Regions from separate parts of the Homo sapiens genome. Here region 2 is linked to region 1. The links are chromatin loops, found by intact Hi-C in ENCODE. Cell type or tissue: heart left ventricle. All regions are shown on one strand. Links, peaks and the distances in the headings refer to the core of each region. The heading gives the core; the rest is flanking DNA.

Region 1 (14,403 bases), core at 9,404-14,403:
TCTATACTGGCTTATCCTCACCCTCAGACATTAAAACAGTTGACAGGGTTTCTTGGAATAACTGGCTTTTGCCAACTGTGGATCCCCAGATACAGCGAAATGGCCAGGCCACTTTACACTCTAATTAAGGAGACCCAAAAAGCTAATACCCATTTGATAGAATGGGGACCAGAGGCAGAGGCAGCCTTCAGAACCCTAAAACAGGCCCTAACACAAGTCCCAGTTCTGGGTCTACCTACGGGACAAAATTTCTCTTTGTATGTCACAGAAAGAATGGGAATAGTTCTTGGAGTCCTTACCCAGACTTGAGGGACTACCATACAGCCAGTAGCATATCTGAGTAAAGAAATTGATGTGGTAGCAAAGGACTGGCCTCACTGTCTGCAGGTGGTAGCTGCAGTGGCCATTTTAGTATTAGAGGCTGTCAAAATAATACAAGGGAGAGACATCACTGTATGGACTATTCACGATGTCAACGGCATACTAACTGCTAAAGGAGGTTTGTGGCTGTCAGACAATCGCCTACTTAGGTACCAGGCCTTATTACTTGAGGGACTGGTGCTTCAGATGCGCACTTGTGCAGCTCTTAACCCAAACTTATGCTGCCCAGAAGGATCTTTTAGAGGTCCCCTTAGCCAACCCTGACCTCAACCTATATATATACTGATGGAAGTTCGTTTGTAGAAAAGGGATTACAAAGGGCAGGATATACCATAGGTTAGTGATAAAGCAGTAGTTGAAAGTGGGCCCCTCCCCCAGGGACCAGCACCCAGTTAGCAGAACTAGTGGCGCTTACCCGAACTTTAGAGCTGGGAAAGGGAAAAAGTATAAATGTATATACAGAGAGCAAATTTGCTTATCTAGTTCTACATGCCCATGCTGCCATATGGAAAGAAAGGGAGTTCCTAACCTCCGGAGGAACACCCATTAAATACCATGAAGAAATTATGAAATTATTACAGGCAGTGCAGAAACCCAAGGAAGTGGTAGTGGCCTTGCACTGCAAAGGCCATCAGAAAGGCAAAGGAAAGGAGGCAAAAGGAAATCGCTGCACAGACGCTGAGGCCAAAGTTGCCGCAAGACGGGACCTCCCATTAGAAACACCTATGGAGGGACCCTTGGTATGGGATAACCCCCTTCAGGAGACCAGGCCCCAGTATTCCCCTGCAGAAATGGAATGGGGACTTTCATGGGGACATAGTTTTCTCCCCTCGGGGTGGCTAGCTACTCAGGAGGGAAAGGTGCCCATACCCGCAGCTAATCAATGGAAAATACTTAAAACCGTTCACCAAACATTCCATAGGGGTATTGAGAATACCCATCAAATGGTCAAATCTCTGTTCACTGGACGAGACCTCCTTAAAACCATCCGGCAGACAGTCAAGGCCTGCGAAGTGTGCCAAAGGAATAACCCCTTGGTCCATTGCCAAGCCCCTCATGGAGAACAAAGGACAGGGCACTACCCTGGAGAGGACTGGCAGTTAGATTTCACTTATATGCCTAAGTCACGGGGACTTCAATACTTACTAGCCTGTGTTGATACCTTCACGAATTGGGTTGAAGCCTTCCCCTGTAAGACAGAAAAGGCCCAGGAGGTAATCAAAGCCCTGGTCCATGAAATAATTCCTAGGTTTGGACTTCCCTGTAGTTTACAAAGTGATAATGGCCCGGCTTTCAGAGCCACAGTGACTCAGGGAATTTCCAAGGCGCTAGGGATACAATATCACCTTCATTGGCCGGGCGCGGTGGCTCACGTCTGTAATCCCAGCACTTTGGGAGGCCGAGGCAGGTGGATCACGAGGTCAGGAGATCGAGACCATCCTGGCTAACACAGTGAAACCCCGTCTCTACTAAAAATACAAAAAATTTAGCCGGGCGTAGTGGTGGGCGCCTGTAGTCCCAGCTACTCGAGAGGCTGAGGCAGGAGAATGGCGTGAACCCGGGAGATGGAGCATGCAGTGAGCCGAGATTGCACCACTGCACTCCAGCCTGTGCGACAGAGCGAGACTCCCTCAAAAAAAAAAAAAAAAAATCACCTTCATTGCGCCCAGGGACCACAATCCTCAGGGAAAGTCGAGAAGATTAATGAAACACTCAAAAGGCACTCAAGGAAATTAACACAAGAAACTCACCTCCCATGGAAACTCACCCTCTTGCCCATAGCATTATTAAGGATCCTAAATTCTCCCCACAAGATAGGACTCAGTCCTTATGAAATGCTATATGGACAGCCTTTTCTCACAAACAACCTCTTACTTGATTGAGAAACTGCCAACTTGGTCAAGGACATAACTTCTTTGGCTAGGTACCAGCAAATCCTAAAGACATTACCCGAGGGATGCCACCGAGAAAAGGGAAAAGCATCGTTCCATCCCAGGGATCTAGTATTAGTCAAGTCCCTCCCCTCTACCTCCCCATCCCTAGATCCATCGTGGGAAGGACCATATTTGGTTATCCTCTCCACTCCAACTGCAGTCAAGGTGATTGGAGTGGAGTCTTGGATCCATCACACCTGAATCAAACCTTGGATACAGCCTGAAAAACCCGCAGAATCATTAGCTTGGGAATCTAAGAGTCAGCCAGACAAACCTTCTTACACCCACGAGCCATTGGAAGACTTATGTATCCTCTTTCAGAAGGAAAATTAATCAGTGCTCATAAGTTCTACCTCAGTTCTTGTTTTAAAAACAGAATGTACTCTAACATCCTAACATTCCTTGCCTTTGCCCAAGTCTTAACCTTTCCCCGCTCAATGTCTTCCCCTAATCTTGAGGGAATTATTATTATTATTATTATTTTTTTTTTTTTTTTTTGAGACAGAGTCTCGCTCTGTCGCCCAGGCTGGAGTGCAGTGACGTGATCTCGGCTCACTGCAAGCTCTGCCTTCCGGGTTCACACCATTCTCCTCCCTCAGCCTCCCAAGTAGCTGGGACTACAGGCGCCCACCACCACACCTGGCTAATTTTTTGTATTTTTAGTAGAGACGGGGTTTCACCGTGGTCTCGATCTGCTGACCTCGTGATCTGCCCTCCTCAGCCTCCCAAAGTGCTGGGATTACAGGCGTGAGCCACCGTGCCCGGCCTACCTTGAGGGAATTATAAACATGTCCTCCAGGTTTTTATTTGAAGCACTTCCCAATCAGAGTAACTCATCCTGTTGGGTTTGCATGAACCCTAATTTCCCCCTTATATACAGCAGTTCCGGCCCCCCTCAACATATGGGTGGAAAGCTCTGAGGCCTCATACATAGCTAACACTTCTAAGGGTCCAGGATTTTTTCATCCTAGTGATAGGTCCAATTTCCCTGACAGGGCTCAAGCAGCCTTAAAAGCAGCCGCCGCCATTCTCCGACAATTCGCTCTATCAGCTATCCCAATCATAGGTTCTGTGGGCACAATAACCTCCTTCTCTTCGCCTCCACTCCTTTGTATCTCCCATCAAGTGTTCCCATGATCACAAGGTGTGGGACACGTGGCTGGCTGCAACTATAGCTTGCCTTGGATATAGAGTTCAAATATTCTAATTCTTACAGTACGACTACTGGCACCCCAATGTTTTGTGGAAATAAACATGAGTTCCTTGGAAACCCTATTTCAGTCACCTATCCCTTAAGATTTACCACCCCAAGCCAAATAATTCCCCCACCAGAGGCCAAAACAACAAGCAATTACTGCTGGGGCAGACTTCCTTTTGCCCAGGATATCCCCCTCCTGGGACTTGGTTCCTCTCTCACAGGCAAAGGGTTAAAAAAACCCCATTGCTTCCTGCTTCCTGTCTGGGGTGCGCGAGTTTTTCTTTTTGTTGTTGTTGTTTTGTTTTGTTTTTGAGATGGAGTCTCGCTCTGTCGCCCAGGCTGGAGTGCAGTGGCGCGATCTCCCTCACTGCAAGCTCCGCCTCCCAGGTTTGCACCATTCTCCTGCCTCAGCCTCCCGAGTAGCTGGGACTACAGGCGCCCACCACCACACCCAGCTAATTTTTTGTATTTTTAGTAGAGATGGAGTTTCACCATGTTAGCCAGGATGGTCTTGATCTCCTGACCTCGTGATCCACCAGCCTTGGCCTCCGAAAGTGCTGGGATTACAGGCGTGAGCCACTGCACCCAGCCGAGAGTTTTTCTTAATGCAGCTAGCCACCGGTTTGCCTTACAGGAACCCCATAATACGTCCTTGGCAAATTCTATTCAGCTCCAACTGCTAGGAGTGGCCCATTTGTCCTGAACCCTCAAATCATGGGAATGAGAAATGAATTTAGACTGACCACAGCCCTTATGAGTTTTCAGCTACAGGGGTGTATAGAACCCTGATAAGGAGTTTTCTTTGTGTGTGGAAGATCCTTCTATATTTGCCTCCCCACCAACTGGACAGGAACTTGTACTTTAGCCTACATAGTACCTCCTGTGACTTATTCCTTTTCAGAAGAGGCAGTAGCTGTGCCCATTCATGCTAAGCTTCAGCCGAGAGCAATCTCACTACTTCCTCTATTGGCTGGTTTAGGATTTACTACCACCTAGGAAGTGGACTCACAGCCTAGATGAAATCTCTCTCCAACTTACTCAAATCCAGGACCAAATAGACTCATTAGCAGCTGTGGTTCTCCAGAACCAGTGAGCACTAGATCTCCAATCTCCTCACTGCCGAAAGGGGAGGAACATGCCTTTTTCTGAACAAGGAATGTTGTTTTTATGTCAATAAATCAGGCATAGTGAGAGATGGAATTAAATGACTTCAGGATAGAGCTAGCAGACTACATGGTGGGACAACCGAAACTACCTCAGGGTTCTCACAGCCTGTTCTCCACTGGCTTCTTCCATTTTTAGGTCCCTTCCTTATGATTATTCTAGGAGTAACCTTTGGCCCATGTCTTTTCAGTTCCTTCATCCTTTCGTTTCTTCCTGAATAGAATCAATGAAACTAGAAATGTTACTGCAGATGGAACCTCAGATGACTTCAACCAGCACCTATTATCAAGGACCCCTAAACCAGCCTGCCGGCCCATACCCGGACGTTGACACCCAAACCACCTCTCACGAGGAAACCTCAGCTACAGAACCCCTTCTATGCCCCTATTCAGCAGGAAGCAATTAGAGTGGTCATCCTCCCACACCCCAACAGCAGTTGGGCTCTCCTGTTGAGAGAGGGGACTGAGGGGTGGAGTTGGCAGGATTTACTGGGCAGGTTTGGGGACTTTCACAGAAGACCCCTGTGACTCAGTGTTTTGAGTTCTTAACCAATCGAGTGAAGGATTCAGAATTAACCACTCCAGGCCGGGCGCGGTGGCTCACGCCTGTAATCCCAGCACTTTGGGAGGCCGAGGCGGGCGGATCACGAGGTCAGGAGATTGAGACCATCCTGGCTAACCCGGTGAAACCCTGCCTCTACTAAAAATACAAAAAATTGGCCGGGTGTGGTGGCGGGCGCCTGTGGTCCCAGCTACTGGGGAGGCTGAGGCAGGAGAATGGCGTGAACCCGGGAGGCAGAGCTTGAAGTGAGCCGAGATCGTGCCATTGCACTGCAGCCTGGGCGACAGAGCGAGACTCTGTCTCACTAAAAAAAAAAAAAAAAAAAAACAAAAAAAAAAAACACTCCAGAGGAGGATTGAAAAAAGAACCACTCTCAATGGACAAAAAGAAAGGGGAGGGGTAACATAGGGATATGAGCCCTAGCCACCGGAGCCAGCAACGGCAACCCTTCCGGGTCCCCTTCCAGCATGTGGAAGCTTTCCTTTCGCTTTGTTCAATAAACTGCCCTGCTGCTCACTCTCCTGGTCCGTGGACTCTTTTTGATCTGTAACACACACCGCGAAGGTCCACAGCTTCATTCTTCAAAGTTAGCGAGACCACGAACCCATCGGCAAGAAAAACTCCCAACTCACTAACAGCCTAGTCCCTTCCCCCTTAAAGGCTGGTGTCTGTCACCCCATACCTGAGCTGGTCCCTCTTCACTAAGTCAGGCTACCAGCATCTTCCTGCTCCTCCGGCTGGGCCCCTGGAGGAGGAAGCTTTCCAAAGCTCTGTCTAGCCCATGTATCCCTCCAGCAGGAAGCTCCAAGGCCTCCTCTGTACTTTGAGGTCGTTCTGGCCCCTGCTATGCTCCAGGCTCAGGGCTATTACACAAGACACCCAATTCAACTCGGTGGGCTGTTGACACCGTCCCTGTCACTGAATCTTGTCTTCACCCCTGTGATTCTCTGAAGAGCCAGTGAATCTCTGTTAATGTTGGTGGAGTTCCAGCCACTGCACTTTTTTTGAGGCAGACTCACTGTGGCTCCGGCTGGAGTGCAGTGGCATGGTCATAGCTCATGGCAGCCCCCAACTCCCGGGCTCATGTAATCCTCCCACCTCAGCCTCCCGAGTAGCTGGGACTGGAGGCGGGAGCCACCATGTCGGGCTAATTGGTTTTTCTGTAGAGATCGGGCCTCCCTAGGTTGCCCAGGCTTACTTAACACTCTTGAACGTCAAAACCCACGCTCAGTACCCGCTTCAAGTGGAAGTCGGTGTTGAGATACAAGCATAGGAACGAACTCAAGGCTAACAGCTGTTCTGTATTCAGAGCCGCACAATCAAGGAAAAACACGATCGGAGGCGGGCCCTGGACGGGAACAAGAAGGGTGGGCTTGACTGGGCGGCCCGCGGTCTTGGTTCCCCTTTCTTCCTTCTGGCTGGCCGGCCGCAGGGTAGGGGGTCCGTGGACCTCCCGGCCTGTAGGGGGCGTCGGGCGCAGCGGAAGGGCCTGCTCCGGAGCCTGGCCAGGGCTGCGCAGTCATGATCACCGAGACCGCGGCGGAGCCTACGGTCCCTGCAGTGCCTGCTGCTGAGGAGGCCACCGAAGCTCGGGGACGCGAGGAGCCGGCGTGGCCCTGGGTGAGCCCAGGCCCAAGCGGGAACGGGCGCGGGGCGGGCGGCGCAGACCCAGGGGCGCGGGCTTCATGCCCCAGCCGTGCCCCCTGTCCCGCAGAAAGACGCCCCGATCCGGACGCTGGTGCAGCGCATCCACCAGCTGCAGGCTGAGCGCGCGCAGGGCTTCCGCCGACTGGAGGAGTGAGTGGGGGCGCGGAGGGGCTCAGGGTTCGGTCCCCCGCCCGCTCCGGGCGTGGGCGTGTTCTCGGCGGGCGTGCCTGGAGGAGGAGCTGGGTCCTTGTGTGGCTGCAGAGTCAGATGGGGCGGGGATTTCGGGGCACCGGGTCCTCACCTTCACGAAAAAGGCCCCACAGCACGTCCCCACTACCCGACGACTCACTCTTCGTGGCTTCTCTCTCCTCCCCAAGAGCAGGGGTGGGCCTGTCTCGCGTTCCCCTGCGGGAGTCAGGAAGCGTCCTTCCTACCTACCAGTCCTCCCCTCTGGTGTCTGGGGACACTTCCTGGGGGCCTTTCAGGTGGTTGGCGCCGGTGCAGGGCCTGAGAGCCTGGGGGCGCGGCCTCAGGGTCCCCACATGCCGCAGAGGCCACCGCCAGTACCTGCGCAGCGGCCCTGACTACGACTTCGCGCGCTACCGGAGCACAGTGCACGGGGTGACCCAGGCCTTCGCCGCCGCCTCGCGGGAGGTGCTGGCGGTGGAAGCAGAGCTGGGCGGGCCTCGCAGGCAGCCGCTGCTCGCCGGCCACGTGCGCAGCCTGCAGGAGCTGGAGCAGACGCGGCTGGGCACGGTGAGGCCACCACCCCTTCCCCGCCGTGTCTCTAGGACCCTGGCCGGCTCCTCTCATGACGCACCCCTGGTTGGGGGGTGGTCCCAGTATCCCATACACAGACCTCACCCCTTCCTGTCCCACCCCAATCCTCTATTAAGGCTTCACTTGGGGATTCTCGGACCTTGCCCTCTGCTGTTCATCCCCAATTTTTTTCCCAAGTTTTGTCCTTATTCCCAGAGCACTCCCGCTTTCTCCCAGCTCCGCCTAAATGCTATTCCAAGATGCCCAGATCCCGCCCCAACAATGCTCCACCCACTCTGGTTGTTCCGCGTCTAGGGTCCCACCCTCAACCTCCCGTAGATACAGGCGAGGGGGGTCCCAGGCCACGCCTCCTCCGTATTATTCCTCCATCACAGCTTTAGTTCTTTGCCTATTTCTCTCTTGCGATCCGCCTGCTCGGCCCTGCAACCGTGTGTGACTGGAATTCCTAGGCCACGCCCCCCATGAGCGACCCGTCTCAGCGTCTCTTTGGCCTTTTTCTTTCTGGTGTTTTTTTTTTTTTTTTTTTTTTTTAAGACAGGCTCTTGCTCTCTTGCTCTCTCACCCAGGCTAGAGTGCAATGGCGCGATCTCGGCTAACGGCAACCTCCGCCTCCCAGATTCAAGCGATTCTCCTGCCTCAGCCTCCTGAGTAGCTGGGATTACAGGCATAATTTTTGTATTTTGTATTTTTTTTAGTAGAGACGGGGTTGTGCCATATGGGCAAGGCTGGTCTCGAACTCCTGGTCTCAAGCGATCCGCCCTCTTCTGCTTCCCGAAGTGCTGGGATTTCAGGCGTGAGCCACCGCGTCCAGGCTTTTTGGCCTACTTTTATCCTGGGTCCCCGTCCCTGGGACCATGAGGCGCAACCTAACCCACCCCTACGGCCAATGCCTGGCTAAGACGTCACTGTTGTTCCCAGGCCACGCCCACATCGCGCTCAGCACTGCCTCTGGCCTGCCTGCTGTCTCCTTTCTGAGAGAGCCTCTAAACTGAATTTCGGACTCTTCCTACACAAAGCACTGCCCCTCGTGGTTCTACCCGGGCACTGCCTTTCTGGGTGCCTCTGTTTTTTCCTGAACATCCTTGGAGGGCAGGGGGTGGGTTCTGCTCGTGGAGACATCCTTCGTGTTGCTCATTCCCCCACCAGGTGGCCCTGCTGCAGTTGATGGAGACGCCAGAGCTGGCGGGGCAGGAGGACGCTGTACGGATGCAGCAGCTGAAAATGAAGTGAGCGCTGCTGCCCAAGCCGCCTGGCTATGCTCGATTTGCACCAGGGTTGGCACGGTCAGGACGCTGCCAGCAGAGGAACCCTCTGCCAGTGCACAATGGTGTTCTCACCTGGTGGCCCTCAGATGTACACTTCCCCAGAGGGCACAGCCGTGAAACTTCACATCAGTTTCGCTGTGCATTGCTGGGACACTGCTGTATACCTCGACACATGCCAATCCTGCACACGTGGCTGTCCGTGGAGCTTGGACATGCCCCACTGAGCACAGACCTTCAGATGCCTGTCCTCAGCCCCCAAGCACACACACTCATGTACACACACATTTGACAAAGTCACACTTCATAACCTCCTAATGGTACACACCCCACCAAGATGGCCTTTTCTTTTCTTTTTTTTCTGAGATGCAGTCTCACTCTGTCACCAGGCTGGAGTGCAGTGGCGCGATCTCAGCTCACTGCAACCTCCGCCTCCCGGGTTCAAGTGATTCCCCTGCCTCAGCCTCCTGAGTAGCTGGGACTACAGGCGCGTGCCACCACGCCCAGCTAATTTTTTGTATTTTAGTAGAGATGGGTTTCACCATGTTGGCCAGGATGGTCTCGATCTCCTGACCTCGTGATCTGCCCACCTCAGCCTCCCAAAGTGCTGGGATTACAGGCGTAAGCCAGCACGCCTGGTCCTTTATTTTCTTTTCTTTTTTCTTTCTTTTTTTTGAGATAGAGTCTTGCTCTGTCACCCAGGCTGGAGTGCAGTGGTGCGGTCTTGGCTTACCGTAACCTCTGCCTCCTAAGTAGCTTGGATTACAGATGCCCGCCACCATGCCTGGCTAATTCTTGTATTTTTAGTAGAGACGGGGATTCGCCATGTTGGCCAGGCTTGTTTTGAACTCCTGACCTCAGGTGATCTGCCTGCCTCAGCTTCCCAAAGTGCTGGATTACAGGCGTGAGCCACCATGCCCAGCCCAGATGGCCTTTTCTCTCAGCCCACTGTGACCTATGGGGCCACCCCTTCTCCCTAGCACCTAAGTGTTCCCTCTTGCTGCTAGTGCTGCCTGGAGGTTTGGCGGCGGGCAGGAGGGCCTGGGGCTCACCACAGCCACAGCCCTCTTGCAGCTTCGCGGCAGCAGCTAATTCACCCCATCTGGGTTTTATTTATAGTTCCCATCCGCTCTTGTAGGGTAATTAAAACCATGGAGGCGATCAGCGAGGTTCTCCAGGACCTTAGGTTTGATGCGGAATCTGCCGAGTGATGGCGGCTCCCCAGGGATGCGCCGAGGGAGATGGGAAACGGGGCGGATGGCGCCCAGCCCAGCCCTAACTGCCAGCTGGCTGGGGTTGCGCCCCACTGCGCTGCTGACCTTCCTGCAGTTCCAGACACCTCCCACAATAAAGAGCTCCTCCTCTGTAGCCGCTCTGCCATCTCTGTGTACAAGGGTGCTGCAGCCAGTGTGCCTAGGGAGGGGGCCCCCACAGGGCCAGGGATTGTGGGTAGAAGACTCCCACCCTCCCTAGAAACTGAGGTTTTTTTGCTTGAGACAGGGTCTTGCTGTGTCACCCAGACTGGAGTGCAGTGGCGAGATCGTGGCTCACTGCAGCCTTGACTTCCCCAGGCTCAAGCAGTCCTCCTGCCTCAGCCTCCCAAGTAGCTGGGACTACAGGCACATGCCACCACAAGCCCAGTTAATTTTTTTTTTTTTTGAGATAGAGTTTTGCTCTTTTTGCCCAGGCTGGAGTACAATGGTACGATCTCGGCTCACTGCAATCTGCACCTCCTGGGTTCAAGTGATTCGCCTGCCTCAGCCTCCTGAGTAGTTGGGATCACAGGCATGCACCACCACGCCCAGCTAATTTTGTATTTTTAGTAGAGACGGGGTTTCTCCATGTTGGTCAGGCTGGTCTTGAACTCCTGACCTCATGTGGTCCACCCATGTCAACCTCCCAAAGTGGCGGGATTACAGGCGTGAGCCATGGCGCCTGGCCAATTTTTTGCTTTTAGTAGAGATGAGGTCTCCCTTTGTTGCCCAGGCTGGTCCCCAACTCCTGGCCTTGAGCAGTGCTCCCAGCTTGGCCTCCTAAAGTTCTGGGATTACAGGCATGAGCCTTTGCAGCCAGCCAGCTCAGGTATTTTGAATCACATTCTCCAAGGAGTTCAGAATCAGACCTTGCAAATACTGGATAGACAGTCTGAAGTCCTGGGAGGTGAAAATTCTAATCTCAAAGGGTCATTAAGACGCCTCACATTCCCCTCAAATCTCACAGCCCCCACCCCAGGCCAGGCAGGCCCCAAACTCACCTTCACAATCACAGCACCTAAATAGCTCATTTATTTAAAAGGACTCTTTTGGAGGGGCCCTAGGTAATGGGGAGTAATGACTCCCCTTCTCACCCCCAGCCCTGGCAGGGGTTCTAGGCAACTCAACCAACCCTCACACACACACACACACCCACTGGGGTGCACCCAAAGGTGGCCTCACGTGGGAGTCAGAGCTGTTATGGCCGTTGGAGCTCAGGGGCCACCCCAGCTCCTGCTGAGGGTGGCTCAGGTGCCCTGAAGTGAGGGTACAGAGGTGGCCCCAGTTTGGGTTCGGCCTCTGCGTCTCCACGTGGCAGGGAGGGTGGCCTGAGCCCCTACAGCTTATCTGGCAGGACCTGCAGGCAGAGGGGAAGCCAAGCTAAGCAGGGAGTCCAGGAGAGGGCCGCACCACAGAGCCACTGAAGGAGGCTTCATTCGTGTCCTGTCCCCACCGCTTCTGGCTGTGTGACTTTGGGCAGGGTCCTGCCCCTCTCCGGGCCTTGGCGAGGCTATCTGAGCTGCAGGTAAAGCACTTGGCGCGGAGCCAGTATGCAGTAGGCGCCCATGCGTGCTAACTAGGGTGAGTATGTTCATTCATTTCGGAGGAGATTCCACTTCGGACATTTTCAGGGCATTGAATGTTCTTAGGCTAAAGGAGACAATGCCAGTTATACAGTAAGTGCTAAGTAAATGCTGATGAATAACAAAGGAAGAGGACGGATTCCATCTCAGCGACTCTAAGGCTGGGGTTGGGAGGCGTGGGGGTGTGAACAAGACCTGCAGCCACCGGAAGGGGCCCTCCCCTTGCTCCCTCCCGCCCACCCATTCAGGCCCACCTTACCTCTCGCCGTGCCCCGTCTGCCCGAGGGCAGGATCCCCTCGTCCTGTGCTTGGAAGGAAGGCAGAGGTGTCGTGGGGGCTGCAGACCTGCGTCCACAGCCTGCTGTCTTCCCCCTCCCCTGTTTTCTGGGCCCCCCCAGCTCCCTGTCCCCACCCCCACGCCCGAGGGTCCCTCCTTCCTACCTGGTTGCGGGTCTTGTGCGACTTCTGCATCCAGGCTCGCCACTGGTCGTAGAGGCGGAAGCTGAGGTTGGAGCAGTACGCGTGCTTCTTGAGCCAGCCCAGGAACTGCTTGAGCTCGCGCCGCACCGGCCCCGAGCTCGGCTCTCCGCCCCGCGGTTCGCACGCCCCGCCGCCCGGGCCCGGGCGCTCTGGTGGTGGGCGGAGCGGCAGTGTCAGAGCGCGCCCGGCAGGGGGTGCGCGCGGGCAGGAGAGGGGAGACCCCGGCGCGGCGGGACCATGCTCCCCTCGGGGAACCTCCCTCCCCGTTTCTCAAGGACCGAGTCCTCCCCGCGGCCCTGCACAGCAGCCCAGCTGCGCCCCTGGCCCGGCTGCGCCCCTGGGGAGGTGGGGGGGAGGGGGAAGGAAGGGGCTCCTCCTCCACATCTCCTCCAGGAACCCGATTCCTGTGGCCTGAGCCAGGTGCGAGTGGAGTGGGGGGAGGGGAGAATGAGAGAGGCCAGAGCCGGGGGGATGAGACATAGAGATAGACAGACAGAGCAGGGGGCCGAAAAAGAGAAAGGGAGAAAGACGCACGGATGAGAGAGCCGGGGCCAGGGATGGAGAGATGGAGACGCAGGGTGGGTGAAAGCCAAGGGTGTCAGCCCAGGAGGAAAGGGCCTGATCAGGGTAGGACAGAAACCCTGGGGACATAGGGACAAAGAGATCGAGACAGAGACACAGAGGAAGAGTGACAGATGAAGGGAGACCGAGTGCAAGATGACCCCATGGGACTGTCCCCAGCATGGGCCCATGGGACAGGGAGTGGGCCAGGAGGGCCAGGTGGGAGGCCTGCCTGTCGGTCCAGCTGCCGGCTGCAGCCAGCCCCCAGCAGGCCGGCGGATAAGGACATCGGCCTCACGTCATAAATAAAGCCGGGGACCCGCTGACAGGCCCTGGCACGGCCCCGGCCCCCGCCGCCCCTGCTGGCCTTCCCCGGCCTCCCCAGCCTCCCCTGCGGACGCAGCGGCCTGCTGGCTCCTGTGCAAGAATCGCAGGTGCCGGGCACGAGCAGGGGCCAAGGCTCAGGCCCCTCCCGGCTGCGCTTGCTCCCGCCCACCCCTGAACCTGGAGGGGCCCAGGATAGGGGCTGGGGAGCTGGCTGGAGCCTGACTCTACCCCTCCCTAGCTCTGGGACCCTCTCTGGGCCTCAGTTTCCCTATCATCTCACGAGCCAGAGTGAGCTTGGTCTTCCCGGTGAACTAAGTTTAGACCTGTGTGACCTCCTAGAGCCTCAGTGTCCTCACCTGAGAAAAAGCGGCCTCCCTTGCAGTGAAACCCTGGGGGGATGGGACAATAAGTACCTCCATGCCAACTGCCTGCAAACACTTAGGTGGCACCCACCATGTGGGCACTTGCCACAAATTATGTCATCCAACCCTCATAACAGCCCAAGGCAAGTGGGATTCTCGACCCCACCTTCCAGATGGGGAAACGGAGGCCAGACATTCCAAGTAACAGCTTTCGTTTCATTTCACAAAAGAGAGACTAGAGGCCTGTGGACCCGGAGAAATCCCAGACAGCAAGAGGAAGCAGACCTAGGCACCTAATCATTCCCATCCCCCTGCCTTGATCAGAAGGAGAAATTGAGGCCCATCAAAGTGGGAGTTGGCAGCCCATTGGCCTTAGAAGCAGGGGTCTCAAACTCACTGGCCCCCTCTTAGGAGGGAGTCTGAGTGGCCAAAACAGACCAGATGGGGATGGGCAAATGGAGAGTGAGGGTCCTGAGAAGGGGAGACCACTGCTGGTGGGGGCTGTAGGCCATGCTGTTACATTTTCTAGATAATTTATTTTTCTAGGGAATCTAGGATATTTGTGTAAAAACTTCCTGGGTTTAAAATTTCTACTAGTTGGTCAAACTTTTTTTTTGTTTTCCAAACAACAGGCCAAAGAAAATAGATCCAAGGGCCACATTCAGCTCTGGGGGGGCCACCAGTTTGAGACTTCTACTCTCTTGGAGACAATCAGGAAACAGGCTGGGCATGGTGTCTCACACCTGTAATCCCAGCACTTTGGGAGGCCGAAATGGGCAGATCACCCGAGGTCAGGAGTTCGAGACCAGCCTGGCCAACATGGTGAAATCCTGTCTCTACTAAAAAATACAAAAATTAGCTGTGCATGTTGGCGCGTGCCTGTAGTCCCAGCTACTTGGGAGGCTCAGGT
Region 2 (14,403 bases), core at 3,673-8,672, 67 kb after region 1:
ACCAATCCACTCATCCACCATCTGCCCACTCATCCACCATCTGCCCACCCATCCACCTGCCCGTCCAGCCACCCTTCCATCTACTCACCTATCACTATCCATCCACCAACCCACCATCCACCAATCCTCTCATCTACCATCCGCCCACCCATCCATCCACCCATCCACCAACCTACACACCTGTCTGTCCACCCATCCACCCACCCTTTCATCCATTTATTCACCCATCCATCCATCTACCCACCCAGCTATCCACCCATCCATTCATCCGTCCATCCGTTCATCCACCCATCCATTAACTCACCTATACATCCACGCACCCTTTCATCCACCCATCCACCTATCCATCTACCCACCCATCTATCCACCCATCCATCCACTCATCCATTCACCCCTCCCTCCACCCACTTACCCATCCATTCACCCGCCCATTTACCCATCCACTCACCGATTCACCCATCTACCCACCCATTCATCTGTCTATCTACCGTTTGCCCATCCACCCACTCATTTACCCATCCATCTACCTGTCCATTCATTTGACTGCTCATCCACCCATCCAGTTGACAAGCATGACTGAGCTCCAACCATATGTTAGGCATGGCGGTGAGCACCAGAACATTACAGGAGACAGAACCTTGCCTGCTCGGCTTCCATGGGGTTCCCCTTTCAGCCATGGGGAGACAGGCTGGAAACAGATGATGTGGCAGATGGAGTGAGGAGCAGGGAAGACAAAAATGGCCCAGGTGGGGATCAGGGAGGTGGGGTGGCTGATGAGCCGTAGACCGAGGCTCTCCCAGCGGGACCTGGCAGGCACCGCCCCTTCATCTGTAGAGTGGGGTTCCCTCTCTTGCAGGGCGGCTGGAGGACTAGTGGGGTAAATCCACATTCTTGCCTGGGGCCGGCCTTGAAAAGCCCCTGTCTTGCTCTTCCTGCTGTTCAGCTCCATGTCCATCCTCCCAGCTCAGGCAGAGCCTTGGCGAGCTGTCTCAGCCCTCTGAGCCTCAGTCTCCCCATCTGTGTGATGGTCACGATCAGAGGCCCACCCACCTGGGACCGGGGAGAGGTCGACCAGCACCCGTGTGTTGGCTGAGGAAGGCCTCCTTTGGCCAAGCCTGGTGTCCCCCTGCCTCTGTTTACTGTATAACTTTGGGCCAGTGGCCGAACTTCTCTGTGCCTTCATTTCCCCATCTGTAAGATGGGATGGTAGCAGTGCCCCATCAGAGACTGCCTGCCACAAGGTGGGCCAGGAGCCAAGACTGCACAGACTGGGTGCTCCCTCGGTCCGTGAAGACTGTTCTGATGGAGACGCCCCAGCATTGTCATCTGGACATGGAGAGCCAGGATGGGAGGGGTGCTGTGGAGGCAGAGAGCTTGCTGCTGGTCAGGGAGGTGGGGTCTGAACACCCCCTTGTCTTCTGGGCCTTTGTTTGGATGGTGGGGCTTCCTCTTGTTGGCCTTGAGAAGTGGCTGGAGTTTGGCAAGTCCGGGATGGGGGCGCTGTGCATAATGTCTTCCTGTCCATTGGCCGCAGTCAGAGCCCCACACATCCTGGACTCCTGGTGGCATTGGTCAGAGGCTGGGATTAGGGCAGGACATCACAGCCCGGCCTTGAGGGCACTGGGCTTATGGTGACCCCTGAGGAGCAGGTGAGGGGTGGCCACACGTATCCATCATCCACCCACCCATGCCTCCAGCCTCCTTCCTCATCTAGAACACCCCCATGCTCCTGAGATGACAGCTTGCAAACCACTGCACCTCTAACCCCCTGTTTTCTGGAAGGTTTGAGCAAGGCTCAGGAAAGGGGAGGCCACGCAGCTTGCCCTGGCTTCATGGTGGGGTTGGTGGGGGACCTGCAGGATGGGGGTGGACGGGCCTCAGCTTTCTGCTCCCAGCTCTGTGGGCTTCACCTCTCAACCTGCTGAGCCTGAGAGCAGGGAGTGTCTCCTGCCACCTCACTGGGTCCTTGGGGTCATTGGTCGTGGTCCTTTCCAATTGATCCTCGATTCCGAAACCTGCCTGCCTGCCCTCCCTGAACTCCCGGTGTGACTTGGGCAGCCCGCCACCCTCTCTGAGCCTTGGCGTCCCTGGCCGTCACTTGGCTGTCTGGGGGTGCCAGCCCTGGGTACAGTGGCCTCCTGCTAGGCACTCCCAGATGCTCTGTCTCCTGTCATTCTGTCCCCACCCAGCAGGCACAGACAGGCTGAAGCCAAGGACAGACAGGCAGGGAATGGCTCCAGATCAGGAGGCTGGGAGGAAGGGGAAGGCCAGGGCCTCCTTCGCAGGGGTCAGAGGGCATCCATGCAGGACGCTGTGTGAGTTGGGCCAACAGGCGCAACTCACGGCGAGCCCTGTCTGCCTCAGTAGCGCGGGGCTCTTGGAGGAGGCTTGAGGGTGGGTGGGTGGGGAGGCCGCGAGGTTAGGGTGGCTCTGACCCTGCCTGGCCTGCCCAGCACGCCTGCCCTCCCAGCACAGGGCGGGAGTGGCGGGTTCCTGTTTGAAATGATTCGTGAAGATGTTGGAGAAAATCAGCATGTCAAGCAGGAGGGAGACACAGACAGCTGCACCCTGGCGGCCCCTGAGCTGCAGTCTCTGTCTCCCTGTCTCTGAGTCTCTGTCCCTCTCTCCCTGGGTCTCTGTCTCCCTGTCTCTGGGTCTCTGTCCTTCTGTCTTTGCATCTCTGTCTCTGAGTCTCTGTCCCTCTGTTTCTGCATCTCTGTCCCTCTGTCTCTGGGTCTCTGTCCCTCTGTCTCTGGATCTCTGTCTCCCTATCTCTGAGTCTCTGTCCCTTTGTCTCTGGGTCTCTGTCTCCTTGTCTCTGGGTCTCTGTCCCTCTGTCTCTGGATCTCTGTCTCCCTGTCCCTGGATCTCTGTCTCCCTGTCCCTGGGTCTCTGTCTCCCTGTCTCTGGGTCTGTGTCTCCCTGTCTCTGTCATGAGACAGGGTCATGAGAGAAGGTATCAGTGTGGTTGGAGTCTCTGTCTCCCTGTCTCTGGGTCTGTGTCTCCCTATCTCTGAGTCTCTGTGTCTTCATCTCTGGGTCTCTGTCTCCGTCTCTGGGTCTCTGTCTCCCTCTCCCTGGGTCTGTGTCTCCCTGTCTCTGAGTCTCTGGGTCTCTGAGTCTCTGTGCCTCCATATCTGGGTCTCTGTCTCCCTGTCTCTGTGTCTCTGTCTCTGGGTCTCTGTCTCTTTGTCTCTGTTGCCATCTCTGTGTCTCTGTCCCTCTGTTTCTGGGTCTCTGTCTCCCCATCTCTGTCCCTCTGTCCCAGTCTCTGGGTCTGTCAGTGGCTGAGTGTCCTGGCCTGCTGGGACACTGCGGTGGGGCCCTGCACCCGCTCCTGGCTCTCCCACTTGTCCATCCAGAAGCCATTATCTTTCCTCCACTCCCACGGGAGCCAAGGGAGGCAGAGAACAGCAGGTGCCTTGGAAGGGGCGGCCCCTTATCAGGAGGGATAACCCCAGGAAGTAGCCTTGGGCAGTCTGGGGGAGAAGCAGGGCGGCCGGGCCTCAGGGGCCTCTGAGCTGTCCCACGGGAAAGCTTGCTGACGTGAGCGTGGGGGCCGGAGCGTTTGAGGGCCAGCATGAGGTGCCGGAACCCAGCAACTCCATCCTGTGGGCTGGGAGCAGTTCCCAGTGCTGTGAAACATTGTGGTCACCATGGCAACAGTACTGGGGGAGCTGCCTTTGTGGAATGGGTGGGACCCTGCCTCTTTGCACCTTTTACCCTCGAGGCACGTGCCCAAGAGCCAGTGAGGACTGCAGCTGCTGGTGGCCAGGGGTGGGGGTGGCGGGGGAGCAGGGGCACGCTGGGCCGCGGTGTTCCCATCTTGGAGAGGGATACTGAGCCTGTGATCTCCCCGGCTGCTGGGGATTTGTGAGGCTGCATGTGAAGACCTGTGCCTGCTTGGCAAGGTCAGAGTGGGTGGGAAGGGTCATGAGAGAAGGTGTCAGTGTGGTTGGAGAGTAGGGTGGTGGCTGTGAGGCTGAGAGGTTGGTGGTGGGATTCCAGGCCCCCCACAGCTCTGGCACTCGAGCCCCACACCACCTCCCACACTGCCTGGTCGCTGTCACCCCCACCCCTGCCACCATTTCTGCTTCCCTTCCTTTCACTGGCTCTCTGTTCCTCTCTCCCTGTATTTCTCTCCTTGTCTCTCTGGGTCTCTGTCTCCCTGTCTCTGGGTCTCTGTCTCTCCCTCTCCCTCTCTCCCTGGGTCTCTGTCTCCCTCTCTCCCTGGGTCTCTGTCTCCCTCTCCGTCTCTCTAGGTCTCTGTCTCCCTCTCTCCCTGGGTCTCCGTCTCCCTGTCTCTAGGTCTCTGTCTTCCTCTCTCCCTGGGTGTCTCTTTCTCTCCCTCTTGCTGGGTCTCTCTTTCCCTCTCCCTCTGGATCTTTCTCTCCATCTCCCTCTCTCTGGGTCTCTGTCTCCCTGTCTCCCTGTCTCTAGGTATCTGTCTTCCTCTCTCTCTGGGTTTTTTTCTCCTCTTGCTGGGCCTCCGTCTCTCCCTCTCCCTTTCTCTGGGTCTCTGTCTCCCTCTCTCCCTGGGTCTCTGTCTCCCTCTCTCTGGGTCTCTGTCCCCTCTCTCTGGGTCTCTGTCTGTCCCCCTGTCCCCCTCTCTCTGGGTGCCTGTCTCCTTCTCTCTGGGTCTCTGTCTCCTTCTCTCTGGGTCTCTGTCTACCTTTCTCTGCGTCCCTGTTCCCCTCTGGGTCTCTGTACCCTCTAAGTCTCTGTCCCTTTATCTCTGAATCTGTTTTTCTCTCTCTGGGTATCTGTCCACTTCTCTCTGGGTCCTGTTTTTCTTTCTGTGGGTCCCGGTTCTTCTCTGGGTCTCTGTCCCCTCCAAGTCTCTGTCACTCCCTCTCCGAGTCTCTGTTTCCCTCTCTTGCTGGATCTCAGACAAGGCTCTCAGGATGGTCTTGGTCCAGTTGCCAGCCTGGGACTGGCTGGGAGAGAGGCTAGGGATTGGGCAGTGGCTTCTCAGCCGGCCCTGACATCCCCTGCTGTCCCCTGAAGTACAGCCTCTTCCCCACCCATGCACTGAGACCCTGGGGCGGCATCGCATCAGCCGGGGTGGGAGCCAACCAGCTGTGCTGTGCTGCTGTGCTCCTTCGAGCCACATGGACAATAAAACCAAAATTGGCTTTGAAAGTGGAAGTGCTCTCCTCTTTGAGGGGAAGTGAGGGACTGCGCGCGTCAGAACCGCCTATGAGGGGCAATGCCGGCAGGCTCCGTTCTGGCCCGAGCGCTGGGCTCCGCGTGGGGGTGGGAAAGGATTTTACAAAACCCCAAAGAAATGTTTCCATGAAATTCTTTCTTGTTCTTGCCTTTTTTTTTTCTTTTTTGGACATTCCAATGAAAAGAACCGTTCTGGGGCTTTGGATCGCTTCTCATGGGTTGGGAAGCCGACCATGGAGATGAGGCCAGCCCGGGGCCGGAGGAGGGGCGCCTGCCCTGACAGGTGCGTGCCCCTCACTCTTGTCCCCCTAGGCAGCCCCCACCTCCCTCTGCTCCTGATCCTCCCACGAGGCTTCATCCCTAGGGTGCCTGGCCGCAACCTCTGCAACTCTGAGCTTCTTGTGACCTCCCCCACGAGGCCATCGTGCCTTGGGCTGGGTTCCCCCAGAGCAGACTCTCAGGCGGGGGTTCGAGGGCCCCACGAAAGAACAGCGTGGGGAGGGAAGGAGCCTCCACAGGGTGTGTCAGTAGTGAGCAGGTGGTCCCAGGGCAACCCTTGGAGATCTCGGGAATCCCATAACAGGTGGTCCACCTGGGGGAGTTTACCCCACCCAGGCTCCCTGGATGTTAGCCCTAGCACATCCCTGCACTGGGACATCTGAGAGGAGCAGGGGTGGTGTTGCCAGGGCAGACCTGGGCGTGTCCTTGGGTCCAGCACAGGCCTGGGCCTGGCTAGGGTGCCCGATGACATTGCTGGGGGGATACAGCGGCAAGCGGGTGTCAGAATGGCCCCTAGCCCGGGCCAGGCCTGTAGCGGGGGCGTGTGGCCACTCAGAGGCCAGATTCGGGCAGAGGGTGCAGCCAGGGCGGGCAGCAATGGCCTCTTGAGACGGCCCTGGCCGGGGCTGCTGACGCATTGGCTCCGATGACTCACGTGCGGGTGACCGTCACTCGAGTGGCCGTCTGGAGACTCGGACCGGCTCAGGGCCACCGCCTTCCTGGGGGCCTGTGGCCCCGCCGTGCCGGCCGCCCCCTGTCTGGACCAGCCTGAGTAATGGGTCCTTCCCCTCCTCCCAGTGGCCGGCTGGAGAGGACCTTAGTCATCAGCCCTGGCCCCGGCCCTCCCTCCTCCGCCTGCCCACCTCCGCCCAGGCTGCGTCTCGCTTCTCCGTCCAGGCTGGGGGACTCCTGCCCCTCCTGGCCTCCTCCCTCCTTGAGTTCCCCAGGAGGGGCTGCAGTGGGGTGGGTTTGGCTTCACAGGGGCGGCAGTGAGGGTGACGTCAGGGGCCTCAGGGACAGTTGTCCCATCCCTAAGATGAGAGGAAGGAAACAGCCATGTGGAACGCGTCAGGCATCACCAGGGCATGAGGAGGAGGCCTGGGGAGGACAAGCTGCTTCCTCCCCTCTTTGGTCCAGCGTGGGCCCTGTGCCCTGTAACCAGCAGTGGATGGGCCTCACCCTGCTTTCTGGGCCTGGGGTGTCCTAAATTCCAGATGGGAGCATCCAGATTCTCCGAGTGTGTAGTCGTCACGTGCTAGTGGCAGCCTGGGTCCCAGGGCTCTGCGTTTGCTCATCTCATCCTCCAGCGGCCCTGGGGCTGGGGAGCTGGATGGTCATTTGCCCCTGCTTTGTAGCTGAGGCCTGGGTGGTTGAGTGACTGCTGAGTTCCCAGCTAACCAGAGCTGGCTTGGCCCAGGCTGCTGGCCCCTGATGTCTCCTCTGAGATGCCCTGCCAGTCAGCTGAACTGATCCTGCCTTCTGGGTTCCGGGCACCCTCTCTGCTTGCTGGGGAACCCACAGATCCCATGTTTGGAACACTGGCCCACCTCCCTGGTTTCCTGTTCCTCAGTCATCAGAGTAGCAGGGTGCAGGGCAGTAGCTCCTCTCCTCCCCAGAGGGAGGTCCTCTCTGTCCAACTTCTCAGTTCTCCAGATATGTTCTGTGCACTCATGGGCAGATGCATATGTGTGGCACTTTGAGCCCAAATAGCATCCCACTGTGTGCACTCTGCCTCTTCCTTCCTCCTGCAGCCTTGACGTCATCCCCTGCATGCAACATCTTCCCCAGGATGCGTCAGCCTCCTCACCCATCTATAGGGCAGCCCTCACTCAGAAGGTGCTGTGATTCCACGAATCTCCTTTAAGGGTGGTTAGCTTATTTCTCGTCTGTGGCCCCTAGAGATTGTATTTGGGTAAGTTTCAGAAATAGAGTTCTTGGGTAAAGGACATGAGCCTTTAGAGTGTTGCTGAGTCTACGCAGCTGCCTTCCTGGGGGTCACCTTGCTTCATAAGCCCCCCGAGAGTGTGCTTCCCTGACTGCAAGCGAGGCTGACTCTTACGTCCTTCTAGCCAGCTCTGCTTGCTTTCCTGGGAACCATTAGCCCACATTCTTTGTGCATCTTTCGATCTCACTCTGTCACCCAGGCTGGAGTGCAGTGGCACAAATATGGCTCACTGCAGCCTCCACCTCCCGAACTCAAGTGATCCTCTCACCTCAGCCTCCCAAGTAGCTGGGAACACAGGCTCATGCCAGCATGCCTGGCTAATTTGTATTGATTTCTTGATGCTCTTTATATATGGAAGAGCATGGTAAATATGCTCCTAAGGACTGAGTGGCCCCGTGGTGAACTTGTCCCAGTGCAACGTGTTTCTTCTGATGAAAATGTACACATGCACACCTGCCTCCAAGGGCTTTACAGGAGGCACGAGAAGTCCTCCCATCCCTCCCCGCAAATCTCCTTGAACTTCTAAGGAAAAACCAGACCAAAATCAAAATGGCAAAGGCTGGCAAGGCCCATGCATACTTCTGGGAGACAAAGTGTCCACAGAAAGGCCGGCAGGGGTCACCCAGAGCCCGAATGCACAACCCTTGCCACAGCTGCAACACAAAGCTGATTCTGGGTGATCTGACCCCTTTTGGTCCCCATTGCCTGGACCGCGTGCCCATGAGGACGGGGCCTACTTCGTCTCATTTACGCAGCATCCCTGCATGCACGGGCAGGGAAGAGGAGTTTGCAAAGCCAGTGAGGCAAACTGGGGACAAGGAGAGACCTTGAGGGTCCTCAGAGGCACATGCAGGATGCGGCTTTGGCCCCAGGCAGCCTGGACACCCGTCGCAGGGTGTCGGTGAGAGGGCATGCCATTCGTGGGAAGCAATGAGACCCTGCCCTGGAGATGTCCAGGCAGGTGCTGGACCCCTGTGGGGGGCTGGATAGGGGAGAGCGGCCCATGAGCCTGCGACATGCTCCTCACAAGCCTCGGATCTGGATCTGTCATGGGTCTAGGGAAAAAAGAGCCAAGGCTTGGCTCAGGGCAGCAGCCTGGTCAAGTGGGATCGGGGCCGATGTGTGGGGAGGGGAGGAAGGGAGGAGGGGAGGTAAGCGTCCCTTCCACTTGGCAGGGGAAAGGCCACGGGGACAAGCCAGAGTCTCAGGGTGCACCTGGACCCCTTTCCTTCCCTGCCCTCCTCAGCTTTCAAAAGGCTGCACCCCCACCCTCCCAGGCAAACACCAGGTCTGGGCTCCAGCACCCCCAGCACCGCAGCATTGCTGGCCAGCCCAGATGACCGTGGCATTGGGCTCTGAGTAGCATATGTCCTGCTTCCCCAGGGACTCAAAGGCTTTCCACTGAGCACAGGCCCCACACTGGGTCCTTCGTGCTATGTCCCCACCCTCTAGGACATGCAGTGCCTCGCAGGCAGGGCTGGGGCTTGGGCAACTTCTCTGCCTGTGGTGCCTTGCAGGGCTGTGGTCAGCGCCTGGCCCTGAAGCCCCTCTCCCCGGCAGTTTGTCTTGATCACTCACCCTTTCCCAAGGGTCTCTGGAAGGGTGGTCTGAAGGGGAGGTCAGGGACCTCCGGTGGCAGCTGCTATGTTGACTGAGTGCCCACTGTGTGCCCTGTGTTTGACGTTGGCTCTTTAATGCCCACTGTGGTTTTGGGGCTGGCTGGCAGTGGGGCCAAGGAGCCTTCCGTCTCCTCCCGCTTTCTTGGAAAGATCAGTGCCCGCATTCCTGGCCTTTGCTTACAGGCAGGCGTGGGTCCCAGGAATGGGAGAGCAAATTCCAGAGGGCAGAGGCCACCAGGACAGAGCAGGGTGCCTCAGCCCGGTGGGGGTGGGGGTCTTAGAGGGGACTGATCCTGGAGGTGGCACCAGGGTCCACCCCCTGTTGTGTTCTGAGGAAGAAGTGGTGTGTTAACGGCTCCTAAGCTATTAATTCATTGATCCGTTCAACAGTTTCCCCAAATGAAATAGCAAAGGGGTGGTGGGGCTGGAGAAGAGGGGATGAGGGGGCAGTAGGGGCAGTGGGGGCTGGACCACAGAGGGCTCGTATACTCTGGGGTGCAGGGGGCTGTGGCGGGGCTTGCAGGGGACTTGAGAAGGCTCCCGTGTGTCCTTTGGTTTTTTTATTGAAGTGAAATTCACGTGACATAAAACTGTCTGAAAGTGGACAATTCAGTGGCATTTAGTAGATTCACAGTGGTATGCAAACACCACCTCTGTCTAGTTCCAGAACATTCTCATCCCTCCAAAAGGAGACCCCACCCCATCAGCAGTCACTCCCCCCTCCCCTCCCCCAGCCCTTGGTGGCACCCATCTGCTTCCTGTCTCTGCGGATTTGCCTGTTCTGGGCATTTCACGTCAGTGGAGTCATACACAGTGCGGCCTTTTGTGTCTGGCTTCTTGCACTGAGTGTTGTGTTCAAGGTAATAGTGTGTGTGTGAACCTCTGGGCCATGTCCCCACCTCTGCTTTCCCCGCAGCACGGCCGACAAGAACGGGGCCCTCAAGTGCACCTTCTCGGCACCCAGCCACAGCACCAGCCTCCTGCAGGGCCTGGCCACCCTCCGCGCTCAGGGCCAGCTCCTCGATGTTGTGCTGACTATTAACAGAGAGGCCTTTCCTGCACACAAGGTCGTCCTGGCTGCCTGCAGCGACTACTTCAGGTAAGTGCTGGCCCCAGGCAGCTGGAAGGGGCGGCTGCCTGTTGGGACAGGGACAGGGCAGATGGCACCCACTTTCTAAAGGGGGCCTGTCTCAGCGCTACCCAGGGACAGCTTCGAGGGAGAACGGCTGGTACCGGCTGCTCTTTTTTTTTTTTTGAGATGGAGTCTCGCGCTGTTGCCCAGGCTGGAGTGCAGTGGCACAATCTCGGCTCACTGCAACCTCCGCCTCCTGGGTTCAAGCAGTTCTCCTGCCTCAGCCTCCCGAGTAGCTGGGAGTACAGGCACCCGCCACCATGCCCAGCTAATTTTTTTTGTATTTTTTAGTAGAGACGGGGTTTCACCATGTTGGCCAGGCTGGTATTGAACTCCTGACTTCGTGATCTGCCTGCCTTGGCCTCCCAAAGTGCTGAGATTATAGGCGTGAGCCACCGCTCCGGGCCCCTTCTGATTTTAGAGAGAGGTTTAATGTCCAGTAAACCTGCAGGTTTCCCGGAGTTTGCATCTTACTCTCTTTGGGCAGAACATGCCTGGAGGGACAGAGATGGCCTGTGGGCACCCACTCACTTCTACCCTGCATGCAGGGTGGCAGGGCTTGGCCAGGTTTTTGATCTGTTTTGTTTTTTTTTTTTTTGAGACAAAGTCTCGCTGTGTCGCCCAGGCTGGAGTGCAGTAGCACAATCTTGGCTCATTGCAACCTCCGCCTCCCGGGTTCAAGCGATTCTCCTGCCTCAGCCTCCCGAGTAGCTGGGACTACAGGCGCATGCCACCACACCTGGCTAATTTTTTGTATTTTTAGTAGAGACGGGGTTTCACCATGTTAGCCAGGATGGTCTTGATTTCCTGACCTCATGAGCCACCTGCCTCAGCCTCCCAAAGTGCTGGGATTACAGGCGTGAGCCACTGCGCCCAGCCCAATCTGTCTTTACTTGACGCCTGCTGTATGCCAGGCACTATTCTAGTCCTTGGGATGCAGCAGGGATGACAGTGAAATGGGCACAAGCCCCTGCCCTCAGGGCATCCCCTCAGGACACCTGGAGCAGGACAGCTGGGGGACTGGAGGGGCATCGAGGGCCGCAGAGACCCTGTGTCTGCCAACACCATGTCCTGGGCTCTGTCTGAGGCCCAGATGAGTTCTCCTCCCTGTCTCCCTGAGCTGTGGGCACTTCCCCAACGTGACAGAAGAGGCCATGGCGGGCACTGTCTGTCTGTCCCTGTGCCGTGGCCGGGCCGGAAGTGAGAGCACCACAGAGCAGGGCTGTGGGGTGGGGGGTGCTTTCTCCTCGCCAGCTGGGGGCTGTTGCAGGGCTGAGTGGTCTCCCTCCCTGGGTGACCAGCAGGTGAGCCTCCTTCCTGCCAGGTGGTGACCCCGCCAGAGAGAGCTGGGCCGCCCTGGGGAGGCTCCCAGGCCCCAGCCCAGGTGTGCCGCTCAGCCACACATTCCCCGAGGCCCGGGCCGCCTGCCCCATGGGCTCAATGAGGCTGTTGTGGGGGCCGCAGCAGCCGAGCCAACTGGGGCGCCGCTTCTATTTTTATTCTGGATTTGGGGACGGGTGGGCCAGCCCAGCCAGCAATGCCCTTTAAAGGCTCCCCTGTGCTGGCACTGCAGCCAGCGAGACCTTAAAAGGCAAAGCTCCCTCCTGTCGCCTGCGACCGCCTCTGCCTTCATCGCATCATGCCCGAGGGCCAGCGTGGACCCGTGGGGACAAGCGGGGCAGGGTCTGGGGAGCTGGCAGCGTACTTACTGCTCCTGGACCGCTCAGAGATGCTGAAGAGCTGCTTGTTGGGCAGATGTCAGTGGGCGGCCCCGAGATAGTGCCCTGGCAGCTGTCCTTGCCCCTGTAGCCCTGAGCCTGGCTCACAGGAGGTGCAAGACTAGGGGACAGGCCTCTGTGGGTCAAATGCACAAGGGATGTTCCCTCCTCCTCGGACGGCCATCAGGGGAGGTGCACTGGCAGGAGTGAGAGTTACTATGCCATGCCATTGCGCCTCCTGGAAGGAACCGCCCATTCCCCTGGAGCTGGGGTGCTCTCCCCTCTTCTGCTGGGGAACACCCTAAACGCTGTAGGGGAACTGTGACCTAGAACCGTGTGCCTCCCCGCTGCCCTCCCTCACGGGGGCCTGTGTCCCCTCCCACTCTCATGTTCTGCCTCGCAGAGCACAGCAGTACAAGGGCGGAGCTGGGGTCTCAATGGAGGCTGGGGACGTAGCTGTTGGGTGGGAGGTGCTTCCCCGACCACCTGAGCCTGTCTCTGGAGACAGCAGTCACCCCAGCACAGCCTCCTGGTGGGGGCTCCATTCCTGGGGACCCTCATTACCTTCCCCTCTTCACATGATGGTTGTTGAGACTCAGGCTGGGCATATCAGAGCTGCCTGCTTAGGTCAGTGAACAAGGTGAGGGTTGAACTGTGGTGCATGGCACCTCCAGAGCACTGGCCTTGCAGTTCCTGAGCTCAGGTGTCAAGTGGGGCTGCAGATCTGTCCCCAGAGCCACAGGGTGTGTTCTCATCCTGCACTGCCATACCTGGCCCCTCTAACCGCACCCCCGACAGGCACATTGTGGGTGAGGCTGACCCGGGCCACCGCTCCTGCAGCTCCAACACGATCTAGTCATGAAGGGGCAGGGGCAGGGTCCTCTGCAGAGGGGCCAAGCAGGGAGTTGCTATTTATAGGAAGATGCATGGCTTGGGTGGATTCAAAATCTTTTTTTTTTTTTGCATGTTTTTTTTGTTTGTTTGAGACAGAGTCTCACTCTTATTGTCCAGGCTGCAGTGCAGCATGATCTCGGCTCACTGCAACCTCCAGGTTGGTCTTGAACTCCTGACATCAGGTGATCCACCCACCTCGGCCTCCCAAAGTGCTAGGATTACAGGCGTGAGCCACTGTGCCTGGCCTTTGCATGTTTTTGTTTGTTTGTTTGTTTGTTTGTTTTTGTGACTGAGTCTCACTCTGTCACCCAGGCTGGAGTGCAGTGCCAGTGGTCTCGATCTCCTGATCTCATGATCCACCCGCCTGGGCTTCCCAAAGTGCTGGGATTACAGGCATGAGCCACCGCGCCCGGCCCCTTTGCATGTTTTTAATGAGCATTCCGCCTACTTTCCTCTTGCTGGCTGTGCCCTGTGTTCTGTGTCCCCAGGCTACTGTTCCCCAGGCCAGATCATTCCTGGCTGGCCAAAACACCCCTCAGCCACTGCCAGCCACACGTTGTGTTTCTGCCCTTCAGGGCCATGTTCACCGGCGGCATGCGGGAGGCAAGCCAGGACGTCATCGAGCTGAAGGGCGTGTCGGCCCGTGGCCTGCGGCACATCATCGACTTCGCCTACAGCGCCGAGGTGACACTGGACCTGGACTGCGTGCAGGACGTGCTGGGCGCGGCCGTGTTCTTGCAGATGCTGCCCGTGGTGGAGCTGTGCGAGGAGTTCCTGAAGGCGGCCATGAGCGTGGAGACCTGCCTCAACATCGGCCAGATGGCCACCACCTTCAGCCTGGCCTCGCTGCGAGAGTCGGTGGATGCCTTCACCTTCCGGCACTTCCTGCAGATCGCCGAGGAGGAGGATTTCCTGCGCCTGCCACTGGAGCGCCTGGTCTTCTTCCTGCAGAGCAACCGGCTGCAGAGCTGTGCCGAGATCGACCTGTTCCGCGCGGCCGTCCGCTGGCTGCAGCATGACCCGGCCCGGCGGCCGCGCGCCAGCCACGTGCTCTGCCACATTCGCTTCCCGCTCATGCAGTCGTCCGAGCTGGTGGACAGCGTGCAGACGCTGGACATCATGGTGGAGGACGTGCTGTGCCGCCAGTATCTGCTGGAGGCCTTCAACTACCAGGTGCTGCCCTTCCGGCAGCACGAGATGCAGTCTCCGCGCACCGCCGTGCGCTCGGATGTGCCCTCGCTCGTCACCTTCGGCGGCACGCCCTACACCGACAGCGACCGCTCGGTCAGCAGCAAGGTCTACCAGCTGCCTGAGCCGGGAGCCCGCCACTTCCGCGAGCTCACGGAGATGGAGGTAGGCTGCAGCCACACGTGCGTGGCCGTGCTGGACAATTTTGTGTACGTGGCCGGGGGGCAGCACCTGCAGTACCGCAGCGGCGAGGGCGCAGTGGACGCCTGCTACCGCTACGACCCCCACCTGAATCGCTGGCTGCGCCTGCAGGCCATGCAGGAAAGCCGCATCCAGTTCCAGCTGAACGTGCTGTGCGGCATGGTGTACGCCACGGGCGGCCGCAACCGAGCCGGCAGCCTGGCCTCCGTGGAGCGGTACTGCCCCCGGCGCAATGAGTGGGGCTACGCCTGCTCGCTG

The links. Hi-C counts contacts between places; a loop is a spot of excess contacts. Peaks named below come from ENCODE experiments on the same cell type or tissue, not always from the same donor. Only the 100,000 strongest peaks of a DNase experiment are listed, where the experiment ranks them.
Region 2: it touches region 1 in a loop (2.0-fold over the local background); 5 of 110 quality-filtered maps call a loop at or near these places.

What each region holds. Positions count from the first base shown.
Region 1 is chr19:18,582,043-18,596,445 of GRCh38, forward strand. It overlaps REX1BD (required for excision 1-B domain containing), which reads left to right and starts at 6,756. Exons shown (of 5, transcript NM_001100418.2): 1 at 6,756-6,858; 2 at 6,953-7,035; 3 at 7,371-7,641; 4 at 8,812-8,891; 5 at 10,066-10,295. The coding sequence starts at 6,760. The coding sequence ends at 10,138. CRLF1 (cytokine receptor like factor 1) reads right to left here. Exons shown (of 9, transcript NM_004750.5): 7 at 12,205-12,392; 8 at 12,023-12,065; 9 at 11,195-11,537. The coding sequence ends at 11,524. RefSeq lists silencers at 6,584-7,103, 12,149-12,238, 12,259-12,648 and enhancers at 9,607-10,130, 11,014-11,515. In heart left ventricle, for the core only: a CTCF peak has its summit at 12,432 (motif pointing right); DNase peaks (open chromatin) are centred at 12,389 and 13,120; H3K4me3 peaks cover 1,082 bases; H3K27me3 peaks cover 500 bases.
Region 2 is chr19:18,654,333-18,668,735 of GRCh38, forward strand. It overlaps KLHL26 (kelch like family member 26), which reads left to right. Exons shown (of 3, transcript NM_018316.3): 2 at 9,929-10,111; 3 at 13,332-14,403. Among named protein-coding and RNA genes, the nearest start is that of CRTC1, 22 kb to the right of the region's middle. RefSeq lists enhancers at 2,968-3,499, 3,500-4,030, 6,537-7,073. In heart left ventricle, for the core only: no CTCF peak of the experiment used is centred there; DNase peaks (open chromatin) are centred at 5,099, 5,539 and 6,179; H3K4me3 peaks cover 1,212 bases; H3K27ac peaks cover 3,731 bases.